3 separate regions of the Homo sapiens genome follow, and regions 2 and 3 are each linked to region 1. A link is a contact called in ENCODE Hi-C or POLR2A ChIA-PET data. All regions are on one chromosome and are shown on one strand. The core of a region is the stretch at or near the end of the contact, and the rest is flanking DNA. Distances in the headings are between cores, read along the strand shown.

Evidence for each region. A loop is a pair of places that touch in the nucleus more often than their neighbours do. ChIA-PET counts read pairs that join two places held with the same protein, here RNA polymerase II (POLR2A). Pooled maps may share reads with other maps.
Region 2: a loop to region 1 is called in a map of CD8-positive, alpha-beta T cell, with 9 times the contacts of the local background. The contact joins the promoter of DNAJC17 here to the promoter of BUB1B in region 1. A Hi-C loop is called at or near these places in 2 of 168 maps with a recorded cell type or tissue (CD8-positive, alpha-beta T cell and sigmoid colon) and 11 of 50 pooled maps.
Region 3: a map of CD8-positive, alpha-beta T cell shows a loop between it and region 1 (8-fold over the local background). The contact joins the promoter of RAD51 here to the promoter of BUB1B in region 1. A Hi-C loop is called at or near these places in 1 of 168 maps with a recorded cell type or tissue (CD8-positive, alpha-beta T cell), 1 of 37 single-sample maps with no recorded cell type and 8 of 50 pooled maps. POLR2A ChIA-PET finds 5 or more read pairs at or near these places in 2 of 52 experiments (Caco-2 and activated CD4-positive, alpha-beta T cell).

The regions. Positions count from the first base shown.
Region 1 is chr15:40,159,812-40,162,335 of GRCh38, reverse strand. BUB1B (BUB1 mitotic checkpoint serine/threonine kinase B) reads right to left here and starts at 1,267. Exons shown (of 23, transcript NM_001211.6): 1 at 1,081-1,267. The coding sequence starts at 1,115. RefSeq lists enhancers at 112-876, 884-1,013, 1,034-1,133.
Region 2 is chr15:40,806,215-40,808,738 of GRCh38, reverse strand. DNAJC17 (DnaJ heat shock protein family (Hsp40) member C17) reads left to right here and starts at 1,266. Exons shown (of 11, transcript NM_018163.3): 1 at 1,266-1,370. The coding sequence starts at 1,293. It overlaps ZFYVE19 (zinc finger FYVE-type containing 19), which reads right to left and starts at 1,650. Exons shown (of 11, transcript NM_001077268.2): 1 at 871-1,650. The coding sequence starts at 1,149. RefSeq lists enhancers at 618-667, 1,298-1,347, 1,388-1,437, 1,898-1,987.
Region 3 is chr15:40,693,907-40,696,430 of GRCh38, reverse strand. RAD51 (RAD51 recombinase) reads right to left here and starts at 1,257. Exons shown (of 10, transcript NM_002875.5): 1 at 1,006-1,257. It overlaps RAD51-AS1 (RAD51 antisense RNA 1), which reads left to right and starts at 1,326. Exons shown (of 2, transcript NR_040058.1): 1 at 1,326-1,419; 2 at 1,636-2,524. RefSeq lists enhancers at 1-412, 413-1,010, 1,048-1,107, 1,578-1,727, 1,608-2,205 and 1 more.

The DNA.
Region 1 (2,524 bases), core at 18-2,517:
CAATCTGCATCTTCACCATTTTTACATAATATCCTTTTACTCTTCTAGTTAATTCTGCTCCAGTGACAATGGCCTTGGACATGCCAGGTGCAACTTCCTCCCCTAGCTCTCACCCTCAGCCTTTGTACTCTCCTCAGATATAGAACCTCTAGCTTTTGAGATTCCTTCAAGTCTTGACCAAAGTGACATCTCCTCAGTGAGACTCCAGTGTTCAAGTTAAATTGCACCAATCCCCACCCCCAATATTCACTACACCCAGTTGCTTTATTATTTTTTTTAGTACTGACCACATCTCCACCTAACAGTTTGTCTTTATTGTCTGACTCCCCCACCTTCATCCCATGCCAGAACTTAAGCTTCATGAGGGTTGAGATTTTTGTGTCTGTATATTTGCTGCACTCAGAGCTTAGCCAAAAAAATACTTGTTACATGAATGAAAGAGCCCATGACATAGCACTTATCTAGGTATTGCGGGCACCACAGTGAAAACACATACAGATTTCCAACCTAGAACTGCAATATAGTTTTTTTAATACAAGGAAAAGCCGCAAACATGCAGAAAAAGGCTTTTAGATCTCTATGTTATTGGCATAATTTAGATCTCTATGATATTGGCTAAAGGCTTTCAGATCTCTGTGCTATTGGCATAGCACCTGCCATTTGTTGAGCGCTTATTTGGAAGCAGTTACTTAACAAATACTTTGAATTCCCCCAGAACCACGTAAGGCAGCATTAACATCAGCATTTTCCATACAAACGATTTGCCCAAGGTCAAACAACTAGCAGGTGGCTGAGCTGAGTTACAAACAGACAACATTGCAACTTCCAAACTCTTTGTTCCGCTGGGGTCCCGCAGCCTTCTTCGCTTTGAAGCTGGATGCGGCAGGATTCGCACGTGCCCTCAGTCCACTGCGTTTTCACCTCCACCTCCGGCATTCTACTCCAAAAGGAAGGAGGCTCCGGTGGGGTCTGTTCTGACGGTGCCGATCTCCCCCTCGACTGCTCCGAGCGGAGCCTTCTATTACCTACCAGGCCGTGTCCTCTCAGGCCCAGCCCCCAGCAGCTTTCTCCCGTACCTACCTCAGAGCACCCCCTTCCTTCTTCACCGCCGCCATCCTGCATTCCTGGCTCAGGTCCTCGTCCTGCTGCAGGCCTTTCCTCTGGGCCACAGACCGCCTGGGCTTTCTTCCGCAACCTGCCCTCGGAGCTACAGAAGCGACCAAGGCACGTACACGACTCCCTAACAAACCGGCCACCTCAAGCCCACACCCCTAGCCGCCAAGTTTCAAATTTAACGGTCCCGCGCGGTCGACGTGGCCACGCCCCTCCGCTCCTCCGTGCTCTCGCGTCTCGCCCAAGGCATTCTGGGGCTTGTAGTTTATGCCTGTTTAGTCCGCGAACTCGCGGTGCATAATGGGAATTGTAGTTTTTGGGATTCAATGGCCGTGGAAGTGCAGCAGGCTTAGGCAAAACAAATACCCCCAGGTGCTGTCTTGAGTCGCGGCTCGAAGCCGAGTCTCTGAGCCGAGCGAGGAACACTTAAAGCACCAGAACTTCTTTGCTGTTTTGAGTGTTGGGAGATGTCTCTGAGTGCTTGCACTTGGCGTGACTCTTGTAGGGTGACTACCCCTGCTGTCTGCCCCAAATCTCACCCGTCCGGAGTTCTTAGGCCACTGACCTAGCTGTTTCCTGCCCCACCCTTGAATTCAAAAAGCTGGATTCTAGTTCTGTAAAATCATACCAAATGTGCAACCTTAGGCAAGCTACATAATCTTTCTGACCATCAGTTTTCCTCATCTATAAAGTGATGATACTGTCTTGCTTTCTCTTCTGCTCAGTCCACAAGCAGTAAACACAGCCATGCTATGGTTCCCAAGGTGTTACCTCTTTTCCCCTTCAGGGGACTAGCCTTGACTGACATTAAACTGTTTGTTGCAATTTCAATTTTCTGAGGAAGAAATTGTGATAGCTCAGATGTGACCAGGGGAGTAGAGTCTTTTTGTTTGTTTGGTTGGTTGGTTTTGTTTTAGAGACAGGGTCTTCTTCTTGCTCTGTTGCCCAGGCTGGAGTGCAGTAGCCCCATCATGGGGCTACTGCATTCCAGCCTCCAACTCCCGGGGTCAAGTGATCCTCCCACCTCAGCCTCCGCAGTAGCTGCGATTACAGGCATTAGCCACCTTGAGGAAGGAACAGGGTCATTTAAGAAAGCCCAGGTACAGGGGAGTTCTCCTTTATGACTGTGGGGATGGTCAGAGAGGTGGCACTTCCCAGAGGCAGATGCTGAGGATACTGTCCACTACCCTCTGGTTCTTAGTTCCCAGCTTTCTGTCTTTGTTCATGTTATATAAGTCCTTCTTTCCTCTGAATCATCAGGACTCTTGATTCCAAAGAAGTAGAAATCCAACTTAAATCGGCCTACTCAGAAAAGGGAATTTACTGTCTTTTATATATAAAAGACTTCAGATAAAGCTTAACCCAGGACTCATGTGGACTGGGCCTCTCTCCATTTCTCGCCTCTACTCTT
Region 2 (2,524 bases), core at 17-2,516, 650 kb before region 1:
CTCAGGATGGGCTAACAATAGCCTCCATTTATTAAGCACTTACTATGTGCCAGGCACTAAACCCAGTACTTAACATTCATCATGTGATTTATTCCTTACAATTTACACACATTATTTTACTTAATCTTGATGCCAACCGTGATTATCCTTATTTTGAGAGGGCCAGAGAGGTTACATAACTTATCCAAACCAAGGTCACCGCCTCAATAAGACAGCAGAGCTCAGATTTGAACGCTGACTCCAAAATCCAGGTTGGTGAATGCTGCACGGTCCTGCCTTCCTGCGTGACACTAATTTACTCCATCTAGTTCCCATCATCTCCTGGTCAGAATCCCTGGCCACAACTGAGGCAGAGGGAACCTGCAGTTTACCAGAGGAATCTGGCAGGTCTGTGATAGGGACAGGACAGTCAGCCTTCACCATGGTGCCCCGGAAGCAGGAGGAAGTGTGGTAATCTAACTCCAGCGACCTGGAGAAGGGCAGGCTGCGGGATGGGGAAGATTTCAGAGCAGAGGGAGTAACGGGCTTGGTGTGATGGACACCGCGCTTCGGAGGAGCAGGGTGGAGAGAAGAAAACCGCCAGATGCTACACTGGGCCGACAGAAAAGAGTAGCTTTGCAAAAACGACGGCAGCGCGCTTTACAGTTTATAGGGAACTCTCACCTAAAGCACTTCAGTGGACCCTCACATAAACCCTGAAAGCGAGAGAATGTTAGCCCCATTTTACAGAAATGGAAACTGAGGATCAATGACTTCATCAAAACCACACAGCTGGAAAGGAGCCGTAAGACCAAGTCTTTGGACGTTAAGTCCCGCGCTTTTCCCTCCTCTCCTCCCTGGCCCTGCAGCCCTCGGGGAGGGAAGACTCGCCTCCTTCTTGAAGAGGGTGAACTTGACAGCGCAGCCGTAGCACCTACTCTCCATGGTGGCTCCCAGCACCGCAGGGTCTGCAGAGCTGAGATCACGCCGGCCAAGTCCTGGGCCCCTTGGACCCTCACCCCAGCTCCGCCCTTCCCTTCCCTGCCCTGCCCCGCCCCACACGCCCACTGGCACTGTCCCGCCGCGACCTAGAGCAGGGAATCCGGACGCTCTCCTGCAGCCAGCGTACGGCAGCGGCGGCAACGGGGGCTGCTGGGAGTCGTAGTTCATTCACGACTGCCGGCCTCCCTCAGAGTCAGTCAAGCCTGACCCAGAACACAATTCCCAGAGGGCTAGGCGCCGCTCGGAGCCTGCAGTCCTCACGCGCGCTTAGACTCTTGGGAGTTGTAGTACGAATCCGTCAGGCCGGAACCATGGCAGTGACCAAGGAGCTCTTACAGATGGACCTGTACGCGCTGCTAGGCATTGAGGAGAAGGCAGCGGACAAAGAGGTGAGAACGGTGGCGAGGAAGGCTGATCTTGAGAGGTCTGGCGGTCCTTCCTGTCCTAGCGCCTCGGCCACTGCTGGCATCCGCTCTCCAGGTTCATTCGGGTCCTGGGCGGGGAGCGAGGGTCGGCGCTATGCCCTCCGCAGGCGGGCTCCCAGACATTTCCTGGACGGTCCGAGGGCCTCAAGAGGAAGCGGGGTACAGAGGGCTCTTCGCGCCGGGTGGCTGTGCTCTCCCCGTGGCCCCTGTCTCCTAGAGGCCGCGGGGCGAGGCAGCAAGGAACGCTAGCCTCCTCTGCGCCTGCGCAGTCTCGGCCTCCGTTTCCGCTTCTGCCTTGACTGTGACAAGAGGTGCCTCATTTCAGTCTCTTCTGCAGGCTGATTTAATTCTTCCACTAAGAGCCTAGAACGAAAGAAAAGTAAGATCTCAAAGCCTCTCCACTCCCTTTTCATGCCCCCTTGCCAATGTGACCGATGACCCTGCTGTCTCTATTTTCTTTTCCACTCAAGCCCATTGACTCTTTTCAAGTAGCTGATGCCCTTCTCAGCATGTGCTAGTTAGTGGGCTAAAAGCAGGAGGATCAGAAGGTTAAGGCAGATGGTATAGAGGTCCATGCTACCTTAGGTGGTGATAAAGATGCCAGGGAGTGAAACACTGATCAAGCTGGATTTAGGATTTCTTTTATCTCCCCCTGGATCATGGTGGTAGTTTTAACAATATACGAAGGAGAGGCGTTCATCAAATGAAAATTAGTGCCCAACTGAGCCGAGATCGCGCCACTGCACTCCATCCTGGGCGACAGAGCAAGACTCTTTCTCAAAAAAAGAAAGAAAGAAAGAAAATTAGTGTCTACTAGGCCGGGCGCGGTGGCTCACGCCTGTAATCTCAGCACTTTGGGAGGCCGAGGCGGGCGGATCATGTGGTCAGAAGTTCGAGACCAGCCTGACCAATATGCTGAAACCCCTTCTCTACTAAAAATACAAAAATTAGCCGGGCGTGGTGGCACACACCTGTAGTCCCAGCTACTTGGGAGGCTGAGGCAGGAGAATCACTGGAACCCGGGAGGCGGAGGTTGCAGTGAGCTGAGATTGCACCACTGCACTCCAGTCTGGGCGACAGAGCGAGACTGTCTCAAAAAAAAAAAAAAAAAAGGAAAA
Region 3 (2,524 bases), core at 8-2,507, 530 kb before region 1:
TAGCTAATTTTTCCTATTTGTAGAGATGCGGGTCTCACTATCTTGACCAGGCTGTTCTCGAACTCTTGGGCTCAATCGTCCTCCCGCCTCCACTTCCCAAAGTGCTGGGACTACAGACGTGAGACACGACGCCCGGCCAGTATATTTTGTAATAATTCACGGAGTTGTATACAGTTGTGAATGTGAATTTTTCTACATGTATATTACATTGCGCTTTAGAAGTTAAAAACAAACAAACAAACAAAAAAACAGGGGCCAGGCGCTGTGGCTCACGGCTGTAATCCCAGCACTTTGGGAGGCAGAGGCGGGTGGATAACCTGAGGTCAGAAGTTCGAGACCAGCCTGACCAACATGGTGAAACCCCGTCTCTACTAAAAATACAAAAATCAGCCTGGCGGCGTGGTGGTGGGGGCCTGTAATCCCAGCTCCTCGGGAGGCTGAGGTAGGAGAATCGCTTGAATCCGGGAGGCGGAGGTTGCAGTGAGCCGAGATCGCGCCACTACACTCCAGCCTGGGCGGAAGAGCGAGACTCCATCTCAAAAAAAAAGTTTTAAGAAAACCAAACCTCACTTCAGATCATTCTCTAGGCATCATGTGAATGGTTTTCCGCATTAGATGATGAAAACACTGTTTTGGCAATCGGAGATTGGTACTTTCTAAGCACGGTGTAATGGAAAGACAGATCAGGAATCCGGAAGCCCTGGCTGTGATATTAAACAGCTGTGGCTACACCGCTCTGATCTCGGACTTCTCGCTCGAACCCATAAAATAGGTGTTGCCTATAAAGGCTCTAATGTTTCTCCCCTAGTTCTAAAGACTGAGGTCCACTTGTGTTTTCGCCCCAGCAGCTGAGGGTCGGTCGGGCGCGGACACGCCCTGCCACGTCCGGGTTTCACACTGCGCGCGGAGGCCCCAACTGCCGCTGAGCACTGGACCGGCCAGGACGCAGGTGGGCGAGGACGAGCCGCGGCTCTGGAGGGCCCAGCCTGCGCCTCACACACTCACCTCGGTCCGCAGCGCTCCTCTCTCCAGCAGGCCCCGCGCTCCGACTTCACCCCGCGGGCGTGGCACGCGCCCGACCCGCACGGCCCCCAACGCCCCTGGCTTACGCTCCACTTCTCTACTCGCTTGCCCCAGCCTTCTGCGCACAACCCAGATGAGTTGCAGTTCCCAGCTGCACGCCTCGGGAAGCGCCGCACTCTCCTTAGGGCTCGGTCTCTGGCCGCTGCGCGCGGTCCGCCAGCGGCTTTCAGAATTCCCGCCAAACCCTCTCGCCCAGGGTCACGCCCGCGTCGACGTAACGTATCCCCGCCTCCCGGATCCGCCTTCTCCCCGCTTCCGCCCTGCGCGCTAACCCAAGACGGGAGCTCGAGAGCTTGATCCTGCGCGAGTTTACAGACTGCCCTCTTCCCTTTTTGCGTAAGGACTAATTCAAACTTTATGCCGGGGGCGGTGGCTCACGCGTGTAGTCCCAGCTGCTCGGGAGGCCGAGGCGAGAGTATCGTCTGAGCCTAGGAGTTCGAGGCTAACCACGGCAACGCCCCTACTCCTACCCCAGTCCCTCGCGGGTGGGGCGAGGGATTTCAGGGGGCGGTGGGGGAAGACTTAACCGAGTTGCCGTCTTCTGTTTACCAGATCGAAGACCACGACTCCCAAGAGGTAATGCGTCGGCCCGGGACTACATCTCCCGGCATGCATCGCCGGCGGGTCCGCGAGTTCTCACCATCGCAGCTGGACTATTAGCGGGGGCCCTAGCGCTCTTGTGGTTTGTTTCGGCAGTATCTGAATGTCAGCTTTTGGCACTTCTGGTCGCTCTGAGCCTCCTACTCGCATTCCTGGAGCAAGGTGCTTTCCAGGCCTCATGGAGGTGGAGGAGCTGAGGAAGCTCGAGAAGATGGATAGAAGTGGGAAATGGAGCTAGCGTACGGGAGAGGGAAATGGCTGGAATATTCGTCAATCTGTGGTGCTTTACTGGAGATTTGCAGGAGTTCAGAGGAAGGGGGCATTGAATTTCATAACCTAAACCGTATCGTGGTTTACCAGAAAGTTTTGACCCGTGATTCCGGTTTTAAAGGCTGAGTAGGGCCGGGCGCGGTGGTTCACGCCAGTAATCCCAGCAGTTTAGGAGGCCAAGGCAGGCGGATCACCTGAGGTCAGGGGTTGGAGATAAACCTGGCCAACGTGGTGAAACCTCGTCTTTAGTAAAAAATACAAAAATTAGCCAGGTTTTGTGGCACATGCCTGTAATCCTAGCTACTCGAAAGGCTGAGGCATGAGAATCGCTTGAACTCAGGAGGAGGTTGCAGCCAACCGAGATCTCGCCGCTGTACTCCAGCCTGGGCGACAGAGCGAGACTGTGTCAAAACAACACCACAAGCTAGCTGAGTAGGGATTCTTGGGCGAAGTGGAAGACATTATAAGCAAATAGGGTAGTATGGGCATGGAAACGAACTACATGATTAAAGATTAGTATTATCTGGCGAGGGAGGAAAAGTGCCAGAGCAAGTGCCGAAACTGGAAGGTT